Linked DNA regions of Homo sapiens: region 1 is linked to region 2. Evidence: chromatin contacts called from ENCODE Hi-C or POLR2A ChIA-PET data. All regions are on one chromosome and are shown on one strand. The core of a region is the stretch at or near the end of the contact, and the rest is flanking DNA. Distances in the headings are between cores, read along the strand shown. Region 1 holds the start of CNR2 (cannabinoid receptor 2). Region 2 overlaps MDS2 (myelodysplastic syndrome 2 translocation associated).

Region 1 (3,431 bases), core at 255-2,754, 280 kb before region 2:
TACATCCAGCCCAGGACTGGACATTAGGGACATACTCCCTAATAAATATAAACTGAAGATAATGTTTAGTTTGACTCACATAGCATTTTTTAAAGGTGTGACTTTGGGCTTTACATTCTAAAATTGGCAACTGGCTGAGCATGGTGGCTCATGCCTGTAATCCCAACACTTTTGGAGACTGAGGCGGGAGGATTTGCTTGAGCCCAGGAGTTCAAAACCAAGCTAGGCAACATAGTGAGACCCCCATCTATACAAAAAAATTAAAAAAAAAAAATAGCCAGGTGTGGTGGCACATGCCTGTTCTGCCGGCTACCTGGAAGGCTGAGATGGGAGGATCACTGGAACCCAGGAATTTGAGGCTGCAGTGAACTATGATCGTGCCGCTGTACTCCAGCCTGGGCAACAGAGCGAGACCCTGCCTCAAAAAATTAAAATAAAATAAAATAAAGTAAAATAAAATAAACAGGAAGTGGCTGGGCGTGGTGACTCACCCTGTAATCCTAGCACTTTAGGAGGCCAAGGTGGGTGGATCACTTGAGGTCAGGAGTTCAAGACCAGCATGGTCAACATGGCAAAACCCTGTCTCTACTAAAACTACAAATTAGCTGGAGGTGGTTGTGTGCACCTGTAGTCCCAGCTACTCAGGAGGCTGAGGCAGGAGAGTTGCTTGAACCCAGGAGGCAGAGGTTGCAGTGAACCGAGATTGCGCCATTGCACTCCAGCCTGGGCAATAGAGCGAGACTTGGTCTCAAAACAAAAACAAACAAACAAAAAACAAAACACACACACACACACACACACAGGAAGCTATCACATAAGTCAAGATTTCTGGTATCTCTTGAAAAATACAGCACAACTTCCAAATGCTTGGAATATCTGACAATTTGCCTATACTCCCAAGCAGAAAAGCTTGGCTGGAACTAAGAGGTACCTGCCCCTCTCTACTGGCCCAGATCAGGGTCTGGGGTGTGGGGCAGATACCTCTCAGCTGGGCCAGTAGAGAGGGTCAGGTACCTCTCAGCTCCAGCCAAGCTTTTCCACTTGGGTCCTGTGTTCCCCCTATTACCCACAGTCCCTACCACTCCCTATTGCCCCACACCAGGATCCATCACCCATTATGTTAATCTGCCTGTAGGCATTTGCATTTCAAAGCTCTGGCCTAGTGGTGAAGAGGCATTGGAATGGCATGTCCTTTTAGGTGATCTACTGTAATGTTGGTGCATTATCCCCATTTTACAGATAAAGAAACTTGCCTTTGGGGAAGTTAAGTGAATCAACATTTTAACGAGGCTGTATTAGAACCCAAGTCCCTTGACTCCAGGGTCTAGGCCCATGCCCCACCCTGGCCAGAGTTCGTTGTAAGAGATAACTCAACCGCAGGGGCAAGAGCATTGTGGCACCAGGGACCTGGAGGGGAAGTGGTAACAGGCACGGAAGGCCAGACCTCCTCACACTCACTCATCTGTGAGAAAGTACAAAAGCAAGAGAAAGCTGGCTTGGGGTGGCACTCAACAGGTGCTCTGAGTGGCACCCACGGCCAGGTCCTGGGAGAGGACAGAAAACAACTGGGACTCCTCAGCCCCCGGCAGCTCCCAGTGCCCAGCCACCCACAACACAACCGTGAGTAGCTTTTTTTGTTGTTTATTTTAGGCTTCTTCCTCATTCCCCAACACCTGTATTCTTTTTTGTTTGTTTGTTTGTTTTTGAGACGGAGTTTTGCTCTGTTGACCAGGCTAAAGTACAGTGGCACAATCTCGGCTCAGTGCAGCCTCACAGGTTCAAGCGATTCTCCTGCCTCAGCCTCCCGTGTAGTTGGGATTACAGGTGTGCACTACTGCGTCTGGCTAATTTTTGTATTTTTAGTAGAGACAGGGTTTCACCATGTTGGCCAGGCTGGTCTCGAACTCCCGACTTCAGGTGATCTGCCCACCTTGGCCTCCCAAAGTGCTGGGATTACAGGCATGAGCCACTGCACCTGGCCAAAACCTGTATTCTTACCTTATCCCTTCCCTCCAGGGACACAAGAAGCCAGGTGGGCCTGTCTGGGGCAGGGGATAGATGTCATTTCAGGACACCTGGGGTTGTGGAGGACCAGTCGCAGGAAAGTTCAGGGCTGGCATCCCCCTCCTAGGACCAAGAATCAGGACTTTGGCTTTCATTTCATTACAGAGACAAGAATCACACACACAGAGATGGCCTTACTGTGTGCCAGGCGCTGCCCTAAGAGCCTTTAGTGGTTGGATTTATTTAATCCTCACAACAGCCGTATGCAGTAGGAGCTATCACTGTTGTCCACTTGATAGGTGGGGGCTAGGTGACCCACCTGAAATCATGCGGGCATTGAATGAGAGCATTGGCTTGAGCCTAGGCACTCCGGCTTCGCGGCCCACCCTTCAGCCACCAGGCTATCCTGCCTTACGAGGTGTGGACTGCAACAGTAGATGGGGGCCAGGAAATGACAGGGGCTGGCAGAGGCCTTTGAGATGACCAGGTGAGTCCTGCGCTCTCATTTTATAGATGGGGAGACCACAAGGTAGTGTTAGGGGCACACTGGACTCAGGAGGCCAGGGGTCTGCTTTGGTGTAAGTTCCACTCAGCGGAGGGAAGAGCAGTATTTTCCAGTGTGCCCTGGGGTCAGCGTCCAGGTCTGAATCCCAGCTCTGCCACTGGTAGCTCGATGGCCTAATGCAAATCACTCCATTTCTTTCCTGCTCAGCTTCCTCTTCTGAGAAACATGGGCCTGAGAAGGTCACTCACAGGCTTGTTGCGAGTCAACTGTCTGATGCGGGCACAGGGCGGGCAGCAGCACAGGGCTCGGGAATGGCTGTGGTGGAGAGTTTGATCTTCACCCCATCTGCTCTTGCTGTGGATCTGAGATGAGGATAAAATGAGGCCTGGCTGCTTTTCCCTGGAATGAGTGGCAAGTAGACACGTTGGCAGCATGAAAACCAGGATGGAGGCTGGGGAGAAGTTCAGGGAGAGCTCAGGAGGTGGAGTCCCAATAATCCTGGCCCCAGCTCTGTAACCACCTTGTGGCTTACCAGAGTGACCCCCTAACCTGCGCTGGGCAGGTGAAGCATATCCTTTACCCTTTGGCCGGCTAAGGCCAGGATAAGGCAGTGAAGACGGGAAAATGGCAGCCTGGCTCAGCCAAGCAGAGCCCTCCAGCGCCAGCCCCCTCTCTTCCCACCTCATTTTACAGTACCAGTCACTCTTACTGCACACCCTCGGGTGTGCATAAATTGATCTTTTCTTTATTCAGTTGAAGTCACATTCAATAGGACCCTGAGCCTCATCCTACTGGGCTAGGAGGAAATTTAATCTCCAAGTGCACTGAGCTTCCCTCACTCCCATCCCCACCCATGCACATTGACCCAGAGGACACACAGAACATAAGCGTGAGGGAGGCTCCTGGGTCCTCCTACGATGGA
Region 2 (3,151 bases), core at 262-2,761:
CCTCTGCCCTCTGACTGGAATGTTCTCTTCCTCCTTGTTTCATGATTTCCTAGGAACTTTGAGACTTCTTGGGTTTTTCCCTAATTGTATTTTGAAAACTTTATCCAGGTATTACTTATAGATCATACAATTCACTCACTTTAAGGGTACAAGTCAATGATTTTCAGTAAGTTTACCAAGTTGTGCTCGAGATTTGATTTTTAAAATCCTGCATCTCAAATTCTACCTCTTTCCTGAGTCTCAGACCATGTGTTCAGCTGCCCCTTGGCTGTTGCCCCTTGGCTGTCCCCTGCCCCGCCAACTCAGTACATCCCCAGCCGGATCCATCACTGTCTTCCCTTCCCTTCTCCTCTCCCATGTCCCTTCTTGGCCAGCAATCCCATCCTTTTTCTCTATGTTCTTAGCACTTTGTTCGAGACCTGGCACATAGTAGGTGCTCAATAAAGGTTTGCTAAGTGGGCTAGGCACATGGCTCACACCTGTAATCTCAACACTTTGGGAGGCTGAGGTGGGCAGATCACTTGAGGTCAGGTGTTCGAGACCAGCCTGGCCAACATGGTGAAAACCCATCTCTATGAAAAAATAACAAAAATTAGCCGGGCATGGTGGCGCGTGCCTGTAATCCCAGCTACTTGGGAGGCTGAGGCAGGAGAATCGCTTGAACCCGGGAGGTGGAGGTTGCAGCGAGCTGAGATGGCGCCACTGCTCTCCAGCCTGGGCCACGGAGCAAGACTCCATCTAAAAAAAAAAAAAAAAAAAAAGTTTGCTGAGTGAATGAATAAAACCAACGTGACCCTTTACCCACATTTGATTGTTCACCCCTCACCTCCCACCACCTAGTCACCTGTTAGATCTACCTTGGAACTGTCTGCCTGGTGTTCACCCTTCCCAGAGCCCTGCTGCCCTGGCCTTGTACTCACCCATGCCCTGCCTCACTGTCTCTCCTCTGTTTTTTTTTCTGTTTTTTTTTTTTTTTTTTACTTCTTCTCTGCCCCATCCCAGAGTGACTTCTCAGAAAAGCACACGTGATCCCACCACCCTCTCCCTAAGAATGTGCTACCCACTCATCTGCAATGATGTCAACACCCCCAAGTCTAACACCAGCAGCCCCCCGGGATTTGGTCCCAGCCCATTTCTTAGGCTCAGACTCAACCCGCTCCTTCCCCTCTCCAACTCTCTCAGGTTCTAATCATCCCAAACCACAAGAGCAGTATGATGCCGTGATTAAAAGGCAGGACGGGGTCAGGCTTCCTGGAGTCCGCATCCCAGTGGCAGCACCTCTCTGAGCCTCAGCTTCCTCATCTGTAAAATGAGAGTGATAATAGCATCGACCTTGTAGAGTTGTTGGGAGGATTAAATGAGGTGATGAAGGTAAAGCACTTAGAAAGGGCTTGGTACACGGTCCATACTCAATGTTAGTTTCGTTTCACTGACAACTCCCAGCTGAATTTCTGCTCGCCAGGGATAGACTGTCTTTCCCCTTTTTCTCCACTAGGGGTGCTGCAACCTATTTCACGATACCGGGGAGATGTGCTCCATCTGGGAGGCCTTCCCCAGGTCAGATTTAGCCAGCCCTTCCTGGGTCACAGAGCTTACCCACTGGGACCTCTCGTGCCACCTCTCCCAGGGCCAATCCAACCCCACGTCTTGCCCCACTTACCTCCCAAGCAGCCCTCAAATTTCTCCCCTTCTCTCAACCCCCTGCTGTCTCCCTGACACAGGCTGCCATCGCGCTCATTACGCACCCACTCTCCCCTTCTCTCCACCCCATTGCTGCCTCCCTGGCACCAGCTGCCATTGTGCCCATGCCTCGCCCACTCTGCCCCTCCAGTGTTCCATCCAGAATGGACAGCTGTCCTCACTGTCCTTCCCTGAAGCCTTCACTGGCTCCTAAGTATGGTCCACTAGAGCCTCAGCTGCATAACGCACCCCTTCCTTTGCCAGCTGGGTTCCAGCCACACTGGCCTCACAAGCACCCTGCCCTCTCCCAGCTCAGGGCCTTGGCACATGCTGTTTCTGCCTCCTGGACCCTCTTTCCCCACCCTATCAGTCCTTATTCAACTCCTTTAGATGCTGACCTCCCCAGAGATGCCATCTCTGACCCTCCCACCACCAAGTACATCAAGGTCCCCCATGATGTCTTCATAGCACTCTGTACTTCCTCTCCTTAACCCTTATCACCGTTTATAATATGCAGTTGAATGGCTATTTGAGGAATATCTGCCTCCCCACTTCCTTTAAAAGCTTCCTGAGAGCAAGGCTGTGGATGTCTTTCATTATGTCCCCAGAGGGTTGGCATATGCCAGAGGAGTGAATGAATAAAAAGGGAATATTTCCTTATGTGTCTTTCTCGCATGTCAGGTCCCCATTCCCAGACTGATCCCCTACCCCACCTTGGCCTGGAACTTCAGTGGGAATCAACAAATGCTGTATGGATGAATGATAACACCCTTTTCCTGGTTTCCTTAAGGTTGATATTTTAACTACTCTTAAAGAAACTGTGATGTGTTGTGATAAAATATTATTATTATTATTTTATTTATTTATTTTTGAGACGGAGTCTTGCTCTGTCACCCAGGCTGGAGTGCAGTGGTGCAATCTTGGCTCACTGCAACCTCCACTTCTCAAGTTGAAGCAATTCTCAGCCTCTCAAGTAGCTGGGACTACAGGCGTGTGCCACCACGCCCGGCTAATTTTTTTTTTTTTTTTTTTTTTGAGACGGAGTCTTGCTCTGTCGCCCAGGCTGGAGTGCAGTGGCTCGATTTTGGCTCATTGCAAGCTCCGCCTCCTGGGATCACGCCATTCTCCTTCCTCAGCCTCTCGAGTAGCTGGGACCACTGGCGCCTGCCACCACGCCTGGCTAATTTTTTGTATTTTTAGTAGAGATGAGGTTTCACTCTGTTAGCCAGGATGGTCTCGATCTCCTGACCTCGTAATCTGCCTGCCTCGGCCTCTCAAAGTGCTGGGATTACAGGCGTGAGCCACCGCGCCTGGCTGATAAAATATTATTAATAATAATATCTACATGGGCATTGGAGCTGGCTGTCACTACCCGCTTATTCTCCCAGGAAGGCATATTCTTTGATCACGAATATCTCTGCAGGCCTCTGTAATTAACTTTCTCAGCCCTGATTGACCCTAGGGGATTGGC

What was found. A loop is a pair of places that touch in the nucleus more often than their neighbours do. ChIA-PET counts read pairs that join two places held with the same protein, here RNA polymerase II (POLR2A). Pooled maps may share reads with other maps.
Region 1: a map of MCF 10A shows a loop between it and region 2 (9-fold over the local background). The contact joins the promoter of CNR2 here to the enhancer-like site in region 2. A Hi-C loop is called at or near these places in 4 of 168 maps with a recorded cell type or tissue (MCF 10A, PC-9, mammary epithelial cell and 1 more) and 12 of 50 pooled maps. POLR2A ChIA-PET finds 5 or more read pairs at or near these places in 2 of 52 experiments (GM12878 and OCI-LY7).

Annotation. Positions count from the first base shown.
Region 1 is chr1:23,911,435-23,914,865 of GRCh38, reverse strand. CNR2 (cannabinoid receptor 2) reads left to right here and starts at 1,504. Exons shown (of 2, transcript NM_001841.3): 1 at 1,504-1,620. RefSeq lists enhancers at 1,178-1,692, 2,466-2,635.
Region 2 is chr1:23,633,476-23,636,626 of GRCh38, reverse strand. All of the region lies in intron 4 of MDS2 (myelodysplastic syndrome 2 translocation associated), which reads right to left. Among named protein-coding and RNA genes, the nearest start is that of MDS2, 7.7 kb to the right of the region's middle. Within about 2 kb of position 1,511, at least 22 of the 41 ENCODE cell types and tissues checked have a DNase peak (open chromatin) inside an H3K27ac peak, as active enhancers do; they include GM12878 and OCI-LY7, where a contact is called at or near this core.